Regions from separate parts of the Homo sapiens genome. Here region 1 is linked to region 2. A link is an interaction called in ENCODE POLR2A ChIA-PET data of the cell type or tissue named here. Cell type or tissue: GM12878. All regions are shown on one strand. Each heading gives the region's core, and the rest is flanking DNA. Links, peaks and the distances in the headings are about the cores only. Region 1 overlaps RYR3 (ryanodine receptor 3). Region 2 overlaps RYR3 (ryanodine receptor 3).

Region 1 (7,464 bases), core at 1,821-5,820, 130 kb before region 2:
CAGCCTGGGAAACATAGATAGACCACATCTCCACAAAATTTATTTTAATTAGCTGGGCATGGTGGCACACACCTGTAGTCCTGGCTACTTGGGAGGCTGAGGTGGGAAGATTGCTTGAGCCCAGGAGTCTGAGGCTGCAGTGAGCTAGGATTGTGCCACTGCACTCCAGCCTGGGCAACAGAATGAGACCCTGACTCTAAAAATAATAATAATAATTAAAAATGAAAGTATTGTATTAAGGCATTTACCAATTAACTTTCCAATGAACAAGATAAATAGAGCTGTCTTCACAGTAGCTCATTGTTGAACTTAACTAGAAGCTAACTAGTGGTAAGATACCAAGACTCAATGGAAGAGTGTGACTTCACTAGTATTTGCTCTTCTTTCACAGTATCTAACATGCTTGACTACATCAAGATCCCAGACAGACAAACTTGCCTTTGATGTAGGTCTACGGGAACATGCCACAGGTGAGTCAGCATTCCCAGATCTCTTGAGCTCAGCGGGGGTCTTGGGCTAAGGGGCTTTTGAGAAGGACCCTGAATGCGTTACTCATTTGGGATTCCAAACCAACCTGGTTAAGAAATAGGTCTGAAAAAAAATTGCAGAATAATGAACTAGAGAAAGAATGTGTAATGGAAACACGGAAACTAAGAATGAAGGAGAACATAATGTTTTTACCACAGTCAGCCAGAATCTCAAAGAAAAACAAATCTTTAACGTTGTTAGGTATTGAAAGTAAGTGAACAAATCATTTGTGATAAGAACCAATGATACTAAATGACTGCCAAAAAATAAAGGTGTCGTAATAAAGGCTTAAATAATGAAATATAGTGTCTAGATCAAAGGAGTAGTCCTATTTTGTTCTGCAATGAACAAGCTATGTCTAAAGTAGTGTTTTCCAAATGTTATTGACATCTATAATCGTGATTTTGCCATTCCACTGTATCCTTTATAATATCATTTACTTTATGATTTTATTTAAATTTAATTACTTTTGTACTTAAAATTTTACAGACAAAACTTATTGCCGTAAGTATAAACTGTTTTTGCTTGCCATAAAAGTAAAATAATGAAAACCATGTCATTAAGTAATTGAAGAGATGTTGACAAATATTATAACATGTTAATGATACACTAGTTCCAAATGTAAAACTTTATTTGAAAGCATCAGAAGGTTTAAAAGGGTAGTAAAAATGGGCCGGGCACGGTGGCTCATGCCTGTAATCCCAGCACTTTGGGAGGCCGAGGCTGGCGGATGACCTGATGTAAGGAGTTTGAGACTAGCTTGGCCGACATGGTGAAACCCCGACTCTATTAAAAGTACAAAAATTAGCTGGGTGTGGTGGCAGGCGCCTGTAATCCCAGCTACTCAGGAGGCTGAGGTGGGAGAATCGCTTGAACCCAGGAGGCAGGGGTTGCAGTGAGCCGAGATCGCACCATTGCACCCCAGCCTGGGGGAGAAGAGCGAGACTTCGTCTCGAAAGAAAAAAGTAGTAAAACTGAAAATAAATTTCTCACTGTATTTGTCAGTGTCATTTAATTGCCTCCCACCAATGATATACATCATATACTTTGGGAACCAATGGATTATTATTATTTTTTTTTTAGTATAGTCAAAAATATTGACAGTTAAAAGGTGGGTGCTGAAAATGCTGACCAGGATGGCACAGGTTCTCACTGGAAACCAAAAATAAAGAACCGAGGACTAAGATAATAATCTACAGATATTCAAAGTTGTAATATCAAACAAGATGCTGACTTGCTGGGGTTCTTCCAAAGACCAACAGAGCAGTGGGTAGGAGTTGAAAGGAGGCACATTTCACATCAATTTTGAAAACTACTTCGGAACATCAGCAATTAATGAGCAGGAGAACAGCCGGCCTTGGGATATCGGGTGCTCCCTGTGGCTAAAAATATTCATGAACAATCTGACCATCCGTCAAGGGCATTACATGTGGAATTTCTGCTCCATTTAGAGGTTGGGCTAGGTACCAAACAGGATTCTTTGTTGCAAACAAGAGAACTTGATTCAGGTTAACTCAGTAAGAATAAGAATTTACTAGAAGGATGTTTGGTAGAGCCTTCACTAAATCTGGAGCCTCAGGCTTGAAAATTGGGTAGGAACAGAGACCAAGGAAGAGAAAACAGGTTAGGGCACACTGCAGGAAAAGTCTAATTTGAATACAGTCTGTAATATGACATTCTCCCTTAAATAGGAAGAGGGTTCCAATGTTGGGTAGCCAAAGAAAGACAAGAGCCTATGTTGTTATTCTAAAGCTAGGTCAGTTCATAATGGAAGGATCCAGGTTGCCTAATTTTATAGATCTAGAAAAAAAAATCCAGCATCCAAACCGTGTGTACTTGCTGTTTCCATGTCTTGCACAATGGTGTCCTGAGAGTGCCTGAGGGAACCTCTTGCTCTTTTCTTCCTCTTCCTGTTTTTGTACCAAGCAAAAAAGTGGCCCCGCCTTTGCCCATTATGGCTTTTTTCCTAAAATAATATTAGATTTGAATTTGATTTAAAGTTTCTTTGTTTTCAGCCAAAGTGTTAGTCTTAAAATATAATTTCCTCTAAGGTGTTGTCGACCTTGCTGGAAATTACAAAGTGAGTGAAGTGCCACACTCTGAATATACACTTCTTTCTAAATATAGACCAACTGTCAATCCTGAAGAATATGATCAGAAAAGTCAAATATGGTCACTGTATTTATATCAGTAAAATAACTTGATACTTTTTGAGATTGGAAAGAAATTGAGAAACACCGCTTTTTAGTCAAGTGTTCAGAGAATTATTTTAATTGTTAGAGCCTTAAATAAAAATAAAGGGAAACAACAGCGGCAACATTACTCTTTTCATCAGTTTTTAAACTGATGAAATTCACACATCAGACTAGGTGTGAATTCTGTTGACAGACAAGGCAAACACATAGAACTAACCCATATTCAAGCTGGCTGTTGAGAAGCTACCTGTGGCGGAAGACAGGGAGAGAAGGCTTGACTAGGTCTTCATGAAAACCTAGAGCCTAAACTAACTTACGTTTGTTTTGCATCTCTCACCCAAACTCATGTGATATTCTCCTTGAAGAAAGCTAGCTGGCGTTTGTGAGGGACAAGGAGGATGCACCTCCAACTCAGATGAGGTTCAGCATTACCTGGAGATTCTCCTCACTGCAGGAGGAGGTTCACACGGAATCCAACAGAAGGGTCCCCTGTTCCTGTCTGGCTAGTTCTCTGAATGCACTTCTGGCTCAGAAACCCCTTCAGAGTTGTAAACAAGTAAACTGCCCAGTAGTGGAGTTGAAACTATAGGAGAATATGAGGAGAAAGTTTGGGGGCAGTTTCTTGAACAATTCTAGCATTTTTCCCCAACACATTGAATTGTACATTCTCACACTTAACACAGAATTGATGATCATTTTATCCTTGATTTTGGGTAAAATTACTTATTCTGGTCTCCTTTTAAAGTTGTTTAATTGTTTTGTTTTTAGGATTTAGATATAGCTTTAGAATTTAGACTTAGGAGGAAAGAAATGTTTAAAGCATACCCACACTAAAAGTGTTATTTTGTATTTTACGGCTTTGGACTGGCCCATCCCACTGCTTCAGGGACAGCTCCATCCCTGGCTCCAGAGTGTGGGAGAGGGCAGGGAAGCAAAGTACTCTTTCTGTGTGTTCCTCTTCAGGACCCCCTTCATCATGGACACCCTTCGGTGGTCTCAGAGAACATTAAAGATGCATACAACATTTTCCCCTTCAAATGTAGAGCTCAACCTCTTTGTCATGTCATGTTTAGTTTAATTGAAGTAGTACTCACACATAGATTAAAGAGAGAAATAGTGCTCCTGAGCTTATTATAAACACCAGTCTCCTGCCCTCCCTCCTTTGGATGCTTGCCTCTCTGGGGCATCTACTTTCAGCTCTTTTAGTATTGTTTACCACTTGTTTATAATATACATATTAAAACAATGCTTTTTAAAATTCTTTCTAGATTATGCATTAACTGTGGATGTCCTGATAAAAATTTTGCTTTTATTTCACTCTTCCCTGTCTTTTCTTCCACTCTTCCCATCCTTCCAATAGATTTTCATCTATTTTATTTAACTATCAAATCAATATTAACTACTTTCACTGCTATAACTGTAACTTTTATTTGCAAATGAGCCACATAATATATTCTGACCAGGTAATTTATTGTATTACTTTAGAGTTTTCCAATAGTTAATAACTGCCTTATTTGTTTGCTTAGTTTTTTTGTGACCCAATCATGTATTCATTTTCAAACTTTCCTATAGAAGTGAAAATCTGGTTAGATTCGCTTGCATGATCTGTTCTCTCAGTTTCATCTTCTTAGAAACATCAGCCATCATCTAGGGAATTTCTGTTGCCTTGCCCTAGATTCCATGTTTATTAGATCTGACAGGGTTGGTTTTTGTTTTCTGGTTTTTTAGTTTGTTTGTTTGTTTTTTGCCTTCTTGGTTTACCACCTCACTGTGGTGGAACACATTATCTAGTAACTTTTACAGAAAAGATGCATGTGGATTAAATTTTTGTCTGAAAATTTCCTAATTACAGCTTCACAAGTCATACACACTTTACTGTAATTCTATATTGGAAATTTTTTTTCCTCAGCTTCCTGAAGGCTTTCTACTAGCCAGTGGTCTGACTGTTGAGAAGTCTACATTCTGATTTCTTATCCTTTGTGTGTGACTTGCTTTTATTTTCTGAAAGCAGCTAAGAGCGTCTCTTGTGCCTTGGTGTCTGAAATTCCACAGCGATGTGTCTTGGCGTGGCCTCTTTCTGTTCTGACATCTCACTGGAATGCACCTTAGAGTGGGTTTCTAATCTCTACTGTGTTAGGGACTCTGTAGGTTCTTTCAATCTGGAAATGCTCATTTTTCAGCTTTGAAAAAACTTTAATAGTATTTCTTTGTTAATTTCCTCTCTCTTTTTCAGTTCTTGCTCTCTGGAATTCCTCTAGGTTGGTTTTTTGATAATTCTGTTTTTTGTCTTCCTTCCTTCTGGAAGAATTTTTCAGCTTTATCCCACCACCTTTTTCTTTTCTTTTCTTTTCTTTTTTTTTCCAGGATCAGTGAGTATTTTTCTTTTCCTTGGAAGGGATCCTTCATAGATACTAATATAGCTGTTTCATGAATGTCCTCTGAGATTATTAATTATAAGATTTTTTAAGTTTTCATTTGTTCTTTATAATCTTTGCTTTCTCCAAGTCTCTTCTCTTTTCACTTTGTTTCTGTGGTTCCTGTTAGAGACCTTCCTCGGTTGTCAGGTGGTCCTTGGTCTTCATTCATGTTCTCATCAAGGCAGTAAAAGCTGACTAGAAGCTGGCTGAGGCTTGTTGTCTGTTAAGCCTCACTTTTAGGTCATCTGGCAGAGACCTGAGCATTTCACTGGTGACCTAAAGCCACAGTATGTTTTATCTTAGCTAGTTTGGCTTCCCTAAAGAGTGATCCTCAAATTTGGGTGGAGGGAGGGAGGGAAAGGAGCTGGGGTTTTACTAATCAGGGTATAAAGTTTGAATTCTGTTTTCAGCAAGACTCTACTTCTTTGTTTGACAATGTCTGGTATTTCCAAAACCAGACCACCCTTGGTAGTTGGCTTTTCCATGGATTAAACTTCTAATCTTCTATAGCGTGGAGGAGGAGAGGTCTTCTGGCTGTTCAGGGCAGGGAAAGGCATCAGGGATTTGAATGTCCTTTTCAACCTTTCCACCAGTCCCGTTTTCAACCCATTTTCTGCCTTCGCAGGTAGCTGGTGCTTCCAAGTCCAGGGACTTTCTTGAGATTCTGCAGCAGGAATTGGCTTTTTATTGATGGTTTCTTCATCTCCATTTTCTTACTGAAAGACCTGGGTTTTCACTTTTTATTGGCTAAAAGCTTCCACCTGCTTTCCTTTTTCCAAAATGTCAATTTATCTTCTTTGCTATCAATTTCTCACTTATTGTCTGAGTCCTTGCAGATGTAAGCCTTTAAAAAAGCTTCCCTTAGGACAGGGGGAGACAAAGATGAAAGTGTGTAAGTGTGCAGTAGACCAATGACATAGATTCTTATTTATTTATTTATTCTTGGTGGTCTTGATTGGAGTCAATTCTCAAAACAGAAATTTGAAAGACTATAAAAAGCATTTTTCCTATTTGCATTAAAAATACTCAAAGGCCGCTATAGTTTCCGGCCTCCAATACTCCTTTCCATACACTGTTTTTCTGTCTCTAGGGAAAATGAAAATGACAGACATAGTCAAGAGCAGATGGGGGGCTGTCTGGAACGGTTAGAGACCAACAGAAGTTGAGGTCTGGAATGTGCACTTGTTGTGTGCACGTGAAGGGTTGTCCTAAGAGGAAGGAGAACAAGGAGCAAAATTAGGGACACTGGCTTCTGTGAAGCAATGACTAACTCAAGGAGCCTTCATGTAGGAGAAGCCTGTTGGTGGACTATACATCCTGCTTCCAAACAGAGGTCCGAAGGAGAGAAAGTTCGAATTGGCGATGACCTCATCCTCGTCAGCGTGTCCTCTGAAAGATACCTTGTAAGTACCTCATAATATAAGAGTCTTCTGTTTTCAGAAATTTTTCCTTTAGGAATAGATGGCCATGAAGAACTGAGCCACAGCAGGTTGGATAGAATAAGATGCTTTTACATATATAGAGTTGACCCTTAAACAATGTAGGGGTTAGGGATGCTGACCCCCTGGCACAATAAAAAATTAAAGTGTAACTTTCGACTCCTAAAAACTTAACTTTTGATAAGAAGTAGCCTACTTTTGATGGGAAACCTTACTGATAATGTGAATAGCCTGTTAAAGCATATTTTATATGATATATGTATTATATATTGCATTCTTACAATAAAGGAAGACAGAAAAAATGTTAAGGAAATCATAAGGAAGAGAAAGTATATATACTGTCTATTAAGTAGAAGTAGATCATCCTAAAGATCTTCATCCTTGTCATCTTCACGTTGAACAGGAGGAAGAGAAGGAGAAGGAGGGGTTGATCTTGCTGTCTCAGGGGGAGTAGAGGTGGAAGAAAATCCATGTATATGCAGACCTGTGCAGTTCAAACCCGTGTTGTTCAATAGTCAACTGCACTCGAGGGATGATTAAATACTGTCTGCTGCCACGTGATCATGGTGTCCGGAACTAACCTGTTATTCTTTTAGATGATGGTGCTGCATCCAGCAAACTGTTAAAATGCCCCAAGCGCTATATGCACATTAACTCCCATTATTCTGAATTTATTACGTTGTTTAGCTCTTGTTTAGGGAAGAACAAGAAAGGATCGAATATAGGAAAATAAGTTTATGTTGGAGAAAGAAAGAAAATGTACAATGTTTCAGGACATGGGGTATCACAGAGAGTGGAAGTTGCCAGTGAGATTTTGCAGCTGGGGTTGGGTAATAAAAAGCACCATTTGTGTCAGGCACTTGTCTGGGGGTGGGGATGCCTGAA
Region 2 (7,464 bases), core at 1,560-5,559:
TCAAATCTTATTTTTATTTAATCGACAACAAATCAGCATATGTTGTTAATATAATTACTGTAATTTAACCTCACAGAAAAACCACAAACGTGACCCAACCTGTTCTGTGGATATTTTTTCTTACAAACAATACCTCTACCTACTTGCAAAATATGGTTTGCAGTAAGATCTTTGTGTAGAGTTCCTCCTAACAATGCTACACAAGGTTCATGATTTAATAAGAGATTGCAAATTTTTCCAACCTAGAAATCCTAAACAAAAGGAGTTTGGGTTATCCTGGCTGAGGCAGCAAAATGTTTACCTCTGGTTATTTCTTCTGTCACTCCAGGTGTTCAATGACCTGGGGTCGTGGCCCTATAGGCAGAATTCAGAGATCCAGGAACCTGAGTGGAAAATGAATGACAGCTTTATTTTCACTGATCTCTGATAGCATTTCTTTTCTTATTTTAATATTGGCAGCAAAACAAGTACCTGACTTTGACACCAACCAAAATTGCACATTTTTTCATGTCACATTACAGTGGTTACGGTATCTAGAAAGATCATTTTCATTCCTTACTACTTCAAGACCACAGTGGATAGATATAAGACCTGCCACTAGATCATTTTCTCTAATGAGTTAATAAGTACATACGTTACTACATCACAAATTTGATTTCTATAGTTTTGATACCTGTATTACAGTATAATTATTTCTCTTTGTAGTCCTATGTATTTTATTTTGTGCATTTAAAATATTAATCAGAGAAGCAATCCATGGGTTTCACCAGACTGTCAGAGGGGTCCATAGCACAAAAACTACTAAAAATCCCTGAGTCAGGCCCGGCGCGGTGGCTCATGCCTGTAATCCTAGCACTTTGGGAGGCCAAGGCAGGTGGATCACAAGGTCAGGAGTTCTAGATCAGCCTGGCCAACATGGTGAAACCCCATCTCTACTAAAAATACAAGAAATTAGCTGAGTGCGGTGGTGCGCACCTGTAATCCCAGCTACTCGGCACCCTGAGGCAGGAGAATCACTTTAACCCAGGTGGTGGAGGTTGCAGTGAGCCAAGATTGCACCATTGCATTCCAGCCTGGGCAACAAAGCAAGACTCAGTCTTGAAAAAAAAAAAAAAATCCCTGAGACAAAAACTAAAAAGAATGATAGATTGGCATGAAACCCCCTCTCTACTAAAAATACTGAAAATACAAAAAAAAAAAAGAAATCAGCCGGGCGTGTTGGCGGGCGCCTGTGGTCCCAGCTACTCGGGAGGCTGAGGCAGGAGAATGGCGTGAACCCGGGAGGCGGAGCTTGCAGTGAGCCGGGATTGTGCCACTGCACTCCAGCCTGGGCAACAGAGCGAGACTCTGTCTCAAAAAAACAAACAAACAAACAAAAAAACTTGTAGACAAAATTAAAAGCTGACCAAAAGCTGGGCCAATACATGTAGAGTATAAAAGTATATAAAAAGTTAAAAATCTAGAGGTGTCCAAAGCACTCAGGGGCAAATTTTTTAAAGATAATTACCCAGTAGAAAAATAGAGGAAAAACATGGATGGGAAATTTATGAAATACAAAATAAAATTAATCTTTATGTGTGAAAAAACAAATTTCAACCTCACCAATTAAGCATAAATTAAAGCAACAGGGATAGGACATTTTTCACCCATTCAATTGAAAATATTTGAAAATGTGTTAACTCTTATTACTGTAACGAAGATGGCATAGTAATACACACTTGTATAAACTTGTTAATAATGCAAATTGTAAGCTTTCTGAAGGGCAATTTGTAAATTCATATAAAAAAACATTAAAATATGCAAACCTGTTCCTCTAGTCATTTTGCTTCTGGGAGTTTATTCTAAGAAAATAATCAGAGACATGAAAAAAAATTATTTTAAAGGAAACTCAAACCAGCTTTATAAGGACAAATAATAGAAACAAATATGTCATAACAGAGTTAATTTTACATAAATTATAATTCTTCCATATAATTACAATGCACCTATTAAAAATTGGATTAAGAAAGTAAGAAAATGTTCAAGTAACATTAAGTGGAAAACTCTGGTTTTTAAAAGGTGTATCTGGAATGTGATCCCATTCTGTGCGTATACCTACATAATGTCAGGAAGACATTAGCTAAAATATTAACAGTAGTTATCTCGGGGTGGTGGAATCACAGTAAATTTTCTTATTTAGGTATTTTCCAAATGTTATACAATTAATAAGTTACTTTTAGAATCAGGAAAAGGTGAAAGCTACTTGTAAATATTGGCCACTTTTACCAAAAAAAAAAAAATCACTAAGTAAAATAAATTTGAAAAGAATGTAAGTGTCTGTCTAAGGCAGGATCTGAGTTCCCTTGGCCAACATTGAGAACCAACTAGCTATTCTTCTCTTGCCTCTCAAAGATCAACATGCTGCTTAACTTTCAACTGGGAGAGAACTGCCCCTGCCCAGAGGAGATTCGGGAGGAGCTGTATGATTTCCATGAGGACCTTCTCCTTCACTGTGGTAAGCTGCCCAGAGAAAGGCTTTGTCCTTTTTTTACAAGAAGAGTCTGTTTTTGATTCCTTCATTAGAAAGCTAGTGGGAGGTTGGGAAGTTATTTTTGTATTTAAAATTGCAATACTGTCTTTCAAGACGTGACTATCCTAGCTACTTGTGTCAGAAAAGATACAGGAAGTAACCCTGACAGAATATATGACCAAAATTCCTTCTACCTAAAAGAGCCTGTGCTGAGATATAGAGAGGAAACAGGGTTTCTAGCAAAAGAATGAAGACAACTGATCCTTATATAAACCTCACCTAATTTGCTTAAAGTTAGTTGGGACTCTCAGCTTCCAGGTGAGACAAGATTCTGATCTCTTTGCTTTTTAGCTATTAGGGGTGTGTGTGTGTGGGGGGGGGGGGGGGTGTGGGTGTGTGGGTGTGTGTGGTGTGTGTGTGTGTGTGTGTGTGTTTAGTAACTTCTGCCCTTAAGGCTTCTCAGCCAGCAATCTCTACTTGGATACGTACCTACTGGTTTTAAGCAGCTCTCAGCATTTGTGTTGCTTGTACATGGGTAGGTTTAATAATATATGGGTAATTGACAAGCTTTTCATTTGAAATAACTCATTGTTAACTTCTTCTACAGATTCTAGGGCCACGTCCCCCAAACATTCTTCCAGAGGTTTCAACACTATAAGAGTGTATGTAATCCCCCTTACACTCTTTCAGAGGTTTTGGGGGTACAGATTCAAAACACATGTTTTAGGATTAAACTTACTTGTTGTTCTGATAAACAGGAAATCAATATTTTTTTTTTCAAAAGCTATAAGATAGGTAACTATTCACGAGAATAGTATCTTTAGAAAGCCTGTAGTATCTTTAGAAAGTTCCAGAAGGATGGGAAGCAGTTTTTTAAATGTTCTTTGTGACACTATGATGGTTTCATGCACTGCTTTGGATTTTCACCCTGTTCTGTGGCTTGCTAGGGGTTCCTTTGGAAGAAGAGGAAGAGGAGGAGGAGGACACCTCCTGGACAGGAAAACTCTGTGCCTTGGTTTACAAAATCAAAGGCCCACCCAAGCCAGAGAAGGAGCAGCCGACGGAGGAGGAGGAGAGATGCCCCAGTAAGTGACATTGCCTTTAAATGACAGTGTGCTCTTCTAAGACTTAATTAATGTAACTTTTTTTAAACAAATACTGTAAGATAGATAGGGGCTGCTTAACTTCAAAGAAAGCATCTGGGCAGTATGTTATAATTGCTGGTGGTTCAGTTACGTATTTTGGGTTCTGCCTTTCTTCTGATTGAAGAAACTTACTTTCATACTGTCCTGAAACCTGAGATGGGTTGCTTGGTGTCTGTTCTTGCTGTCGTGTTCTACTTAGAGGTGCCTGTAAATACATGTCTGTTCTTCTTTTAGGTTTCCATAGTCTTCCTCTTTTAACCATTATTGTTTCTTAACGATTATTGTTTCTGTCACTTCCCTTTGTGGTTCCTTAGCATTGAAAATTGCCCCAGAGAGAAAATAAAATAATAATAAAAGAGAGTTTGTAAAGGATATAGGATATGAGTTTGGGGGGGTTGTTTTTGGATTTGGGGTATGATTTTTGAAAATGTAGCATCCTAGAAACTTTGACTTCCTATTTTTCAACAATGCCGAGCTTTGTCTAGATTTATCTCTCTAATCCTTATACTATAGATGACTCCTACCGTTTTGACCCATGATGAAACAAGATTATAACTTGTTCTGCAGGGCTGTTAGACTATCTCTAGGACATGAAATTTCAAGAGGAAGATTGTCTTGTCTGAGTATTATATATAATCAGTCTACTCCTTGGTACAGATTCAGCAAATTTATCATTTGTTTAAAGAAGAAGGAATTTCTCAGGTTTAATATCGTTGCTTTTTATCTTGTTACCTATTCCTATCCATCTTGGAACACCCTTTCAAATCGTAGACTAGAGCAATTGACTGTCAAGATAGGATCAGTTTGTCTGAAAACACTACTTTGGGGTTCATACATCTTACTGCCCTTACTGCCCTTTATATCGACCTTTCAACTTTGTCAGAATATCTCTGAAGGGAACAAATCTCACCATTTGTCATCGGAAGTATTGAAACCTCTGGAAGAGTGTATGGGGGACTTGGCAATGGCAACCCTTGATAGGGTAGTTCCATCAGTCACTCTGGAAAGGGCGGGTCTTTTGTGAGGATGTGCCAGCAGCACTCTAAAGCCACAAAAACGTGAGTTTAGGCTCCCTTTGTGGTTACCGCCAAAGGAGAACTGAAAATAGGCTGAGTTACCCATATGTCTCCTATATCACCTGCTGAGAGTCTCTTTTGAAAGTGGTTGCTTCTTTCCCACCTTCTTTTTCTTTTTTTTTTTTTTTTTTTTTTTTCCTGAGACAGGGTCTTGCTCTGTCACCCAGGCTGGAGTGCAGTGGTGTGATCTCCACTCACTGCAACCTCCACCTCACGGTTCAAGCGATTCTCCTGCCTCAGCCTCCCAAATAGCTGGGATTACAGGCATGCGCCACCATGTCTGGCTAATTTTTGTATTTTTAGTAGAGACAGGGTTTCATCATGTTGGCCAGGTTGGTCTCGAACTTTTGACCTCAAGCAGTCTGCCCTCCTCAGCCTCCCAAAGTGCTGGGATTACAGGCATGAGCCACCACAGCTGGCCCTTTCCCACCTTCTTTTTAACAGAGAGTTTGTCATGGCTGGCGGGGGGTGGGGTCCCACCAGGTGACCATTTCATGTGAGGTAAATGGAGTCAGTCAGATGAAGTCACTTGTCACCTGCCTCTGTGAAGCCTCCCCCTACATCTGTGAATGGTGTTCGGGCACCAAGGATTGCAGTCTGCAGCCCCGCTACCTCAGGCCTCAGGCACACAGACCACATTCTGTCTGTCTTGGCAAAACACGCACACCCGAGAGGCCAGCCCTGTATGAGACTGCGTGTCTTCACCTCATGCTTCTTCCCTTCCACAGGAGGAGTTATGAGAGGTTCACGTTTCGTGTCATAAGTACTCTATCTTGGGATCCCAGAAATAGACGAAATGGTTGAGGTGATCAGGCATGTTTGGCTTCTCTGCTGAATGTTCCAGACATGATGAATCCCCTCACTCAAGCCTGGCATTTTAAAATAAATTCTAGAGAGTGGTTTAACAACCACCACCCCCATAAATTGTTTTTAATATGATCAGATGGAGACAAGGTTGCTGATTACAGAACCATATGCATTAAAGGGTCAAAATCCTTTAAATTATTGGTAATTTTGTTCATGCTATTGCGTATCTGATTTCTATTACCCTTGCATTTGATGAAATAATAAAAGTGTAGATAGTGTTAGAAACGTTATACAATGAATTGGCAGTTTACTGAATACTTCCACACATATTCATTTACTGCTGTTAGTTTTCTACACTCCTCCATTGTATAGTTGGGGGAAGCAGGACTCAGAAGAATTAAGGGGTACTTGTTTATTCTTTCTACCCTTACCCGTTCCAGAAAAACGTCCGGGTGTCTGATTGTCACCAACCTAAGGTACGTAAAGTGAGTAAAGCTATGGCTTGAAGGCAGGTCTTCTGTCTCTTTGTATTGTGCTGTGCTTCTCCACTGTACCCTTGCCAAAGAACTTACCAGCATACATACCATGAGCTACAAACACATTTGGAATGGCTTTTTAAAATCACTCTTTTTATCTTGCCTACTACATCTGTGAGATATCTCACTGTTTTGACTCAAAATCTGAACCCAACGGAATTCAATGTTTTAACATTTAAAAGTTCACCAAACCAAGGATCTGAATCATTTTCAGATAAGGTGGTGGTGGGCTCACCCCGCAGTCCCTCTGCTGTGAGCAGTTGATGTTGGCCAATGACCTGCAGAGAAGCCACAACTTTTCTAGGAAAGAGAGAGCAACAGTGTCCTGAAACTCACATTCTGAAATCTGCTAGCTGGCTCAATGTTGAAGGGATTTGCCTAAATTAACTCCAAGCCATATTGTTAATGAAAGCTGTTACAATATTATCAAAGGATCAAATGATAATGAACAAGTGAAAAAATCTAACAATAGTAGCCACTGTACTAAGTCACTTTTTTTTCGTATCTCCATCCAGAAAATTCCCTAGAAAATGTTTTGCTTGTTCCTTCTGGCCAGTACTTTTCCAACGCTGCAGTTTAAGCAGCATTTCCTTCAATGTAAATATATAGGCATTGAATTATTCTTCCAGAAGAGGCTGACCATCTATTTCTCCTAAATTCTAAAATTAACAAAATAAAAACCATCTGTCAAATTTTACAGATTAAAATTCGGTAAATTCTTGATCTCTGCCATTTGTTGAATGCTTTCCCCATGGGAGAAGGAAGCTCCACGCTGGCATCTTATCTCTATGCTTAGAGGTCTTGAGATGACCCATTGCAATTCAGCTTTGGGTGGCATCGGTTAAGAACTGAGTTATAGGTGAGCATGGCTGAGTCTTTCTGAAGGAGGTGAACATCCCTCTTCTGTCTTTAGCCCTGTGCTGTTTGCCACAGAATGTTACCTCTCGCAGAGATTAGGTGGCACTCTTGGCCTTGAATAGTGCCTGCTCTCCCCTGCCACTCTTCTCCTAATGAAGACCAGAACTGGAGGTGACCTTGAACCTGTCAAGCCCCAAAGTCCTTACGTATGTTACCTCTTGCCTATTCACTGAACAGCCTAGGAGCCCTAAACCAAAATTCTCTCCCAGCTAAATGCTGTAGCATGTTTAGTGCTGAGAAGAAGAAAACATCTATACGAAATAAGTCCTAGCCCCTCAACACAAATACGCACATGCAAAGTGAGATAACTTAGTAGTAAGTACATCTGCAGAGCTCAGGCAGTATTTCTAAGCCTCTTCTCTAAATTCTCTCCAAAGAGCCTCTCCCTAAACACACACACACACAAACACCTCCTCTGTGAAGTCTTTCAAACTCATTCTTTTTCCCTCTACCCCTTCCATATTGTGGAATTT

The links. Peaks named below come from ENCODE experiments on the same cell type or tissue, not always from the same donor. Only the 100,000 strongest peaks of a DNase experiment are listed, where the experiment ranks them.
Region 1: POLR2A ChIA-PET joins it to region 2 with 8 read pairs; 3 of 35 experiments call an interaction of 5 or more read pairs at or near these places.

What each region holds. Positions count from the first base shown.
Region 1 is chr15:33,532,920-33,540,383 of GRCh38, forward strand. RYR3 (ryanodine receptor 3) reads left to right here. Exons shown (of 104, transcript NM_001036.6): 5 at 392-470; 6 at 6,431-6,543. Among named protein-coding and RNA genes, the nearest start is that of RYR3, 230 kb to the left of the region's middle. In GM12878, for the core only: no CTCF peak of the experiment used is centred there; no DNase peak of the experiment used is centred there; H3K27me3 peaks cover 168 bases.
Region 2 is chr15:33,666,963-33,674,426 of GRCh38, forward strand. RYR3 (ryanodine receptor 3) reads left to right here. Exons shown (of 104, transcript NM_001036.6): 37 at 2,392-2,494; 38 at 3,457-3,594. Among named protein-coding and RNA genes, the nearest start is that of CHRM5, 300 kb to the right of the region's middle. In GM12878, for the core only: no CTCF peak of the experiment used is centred there; DNase peaks (open chromatin) are centred at 3,769 and 4,739.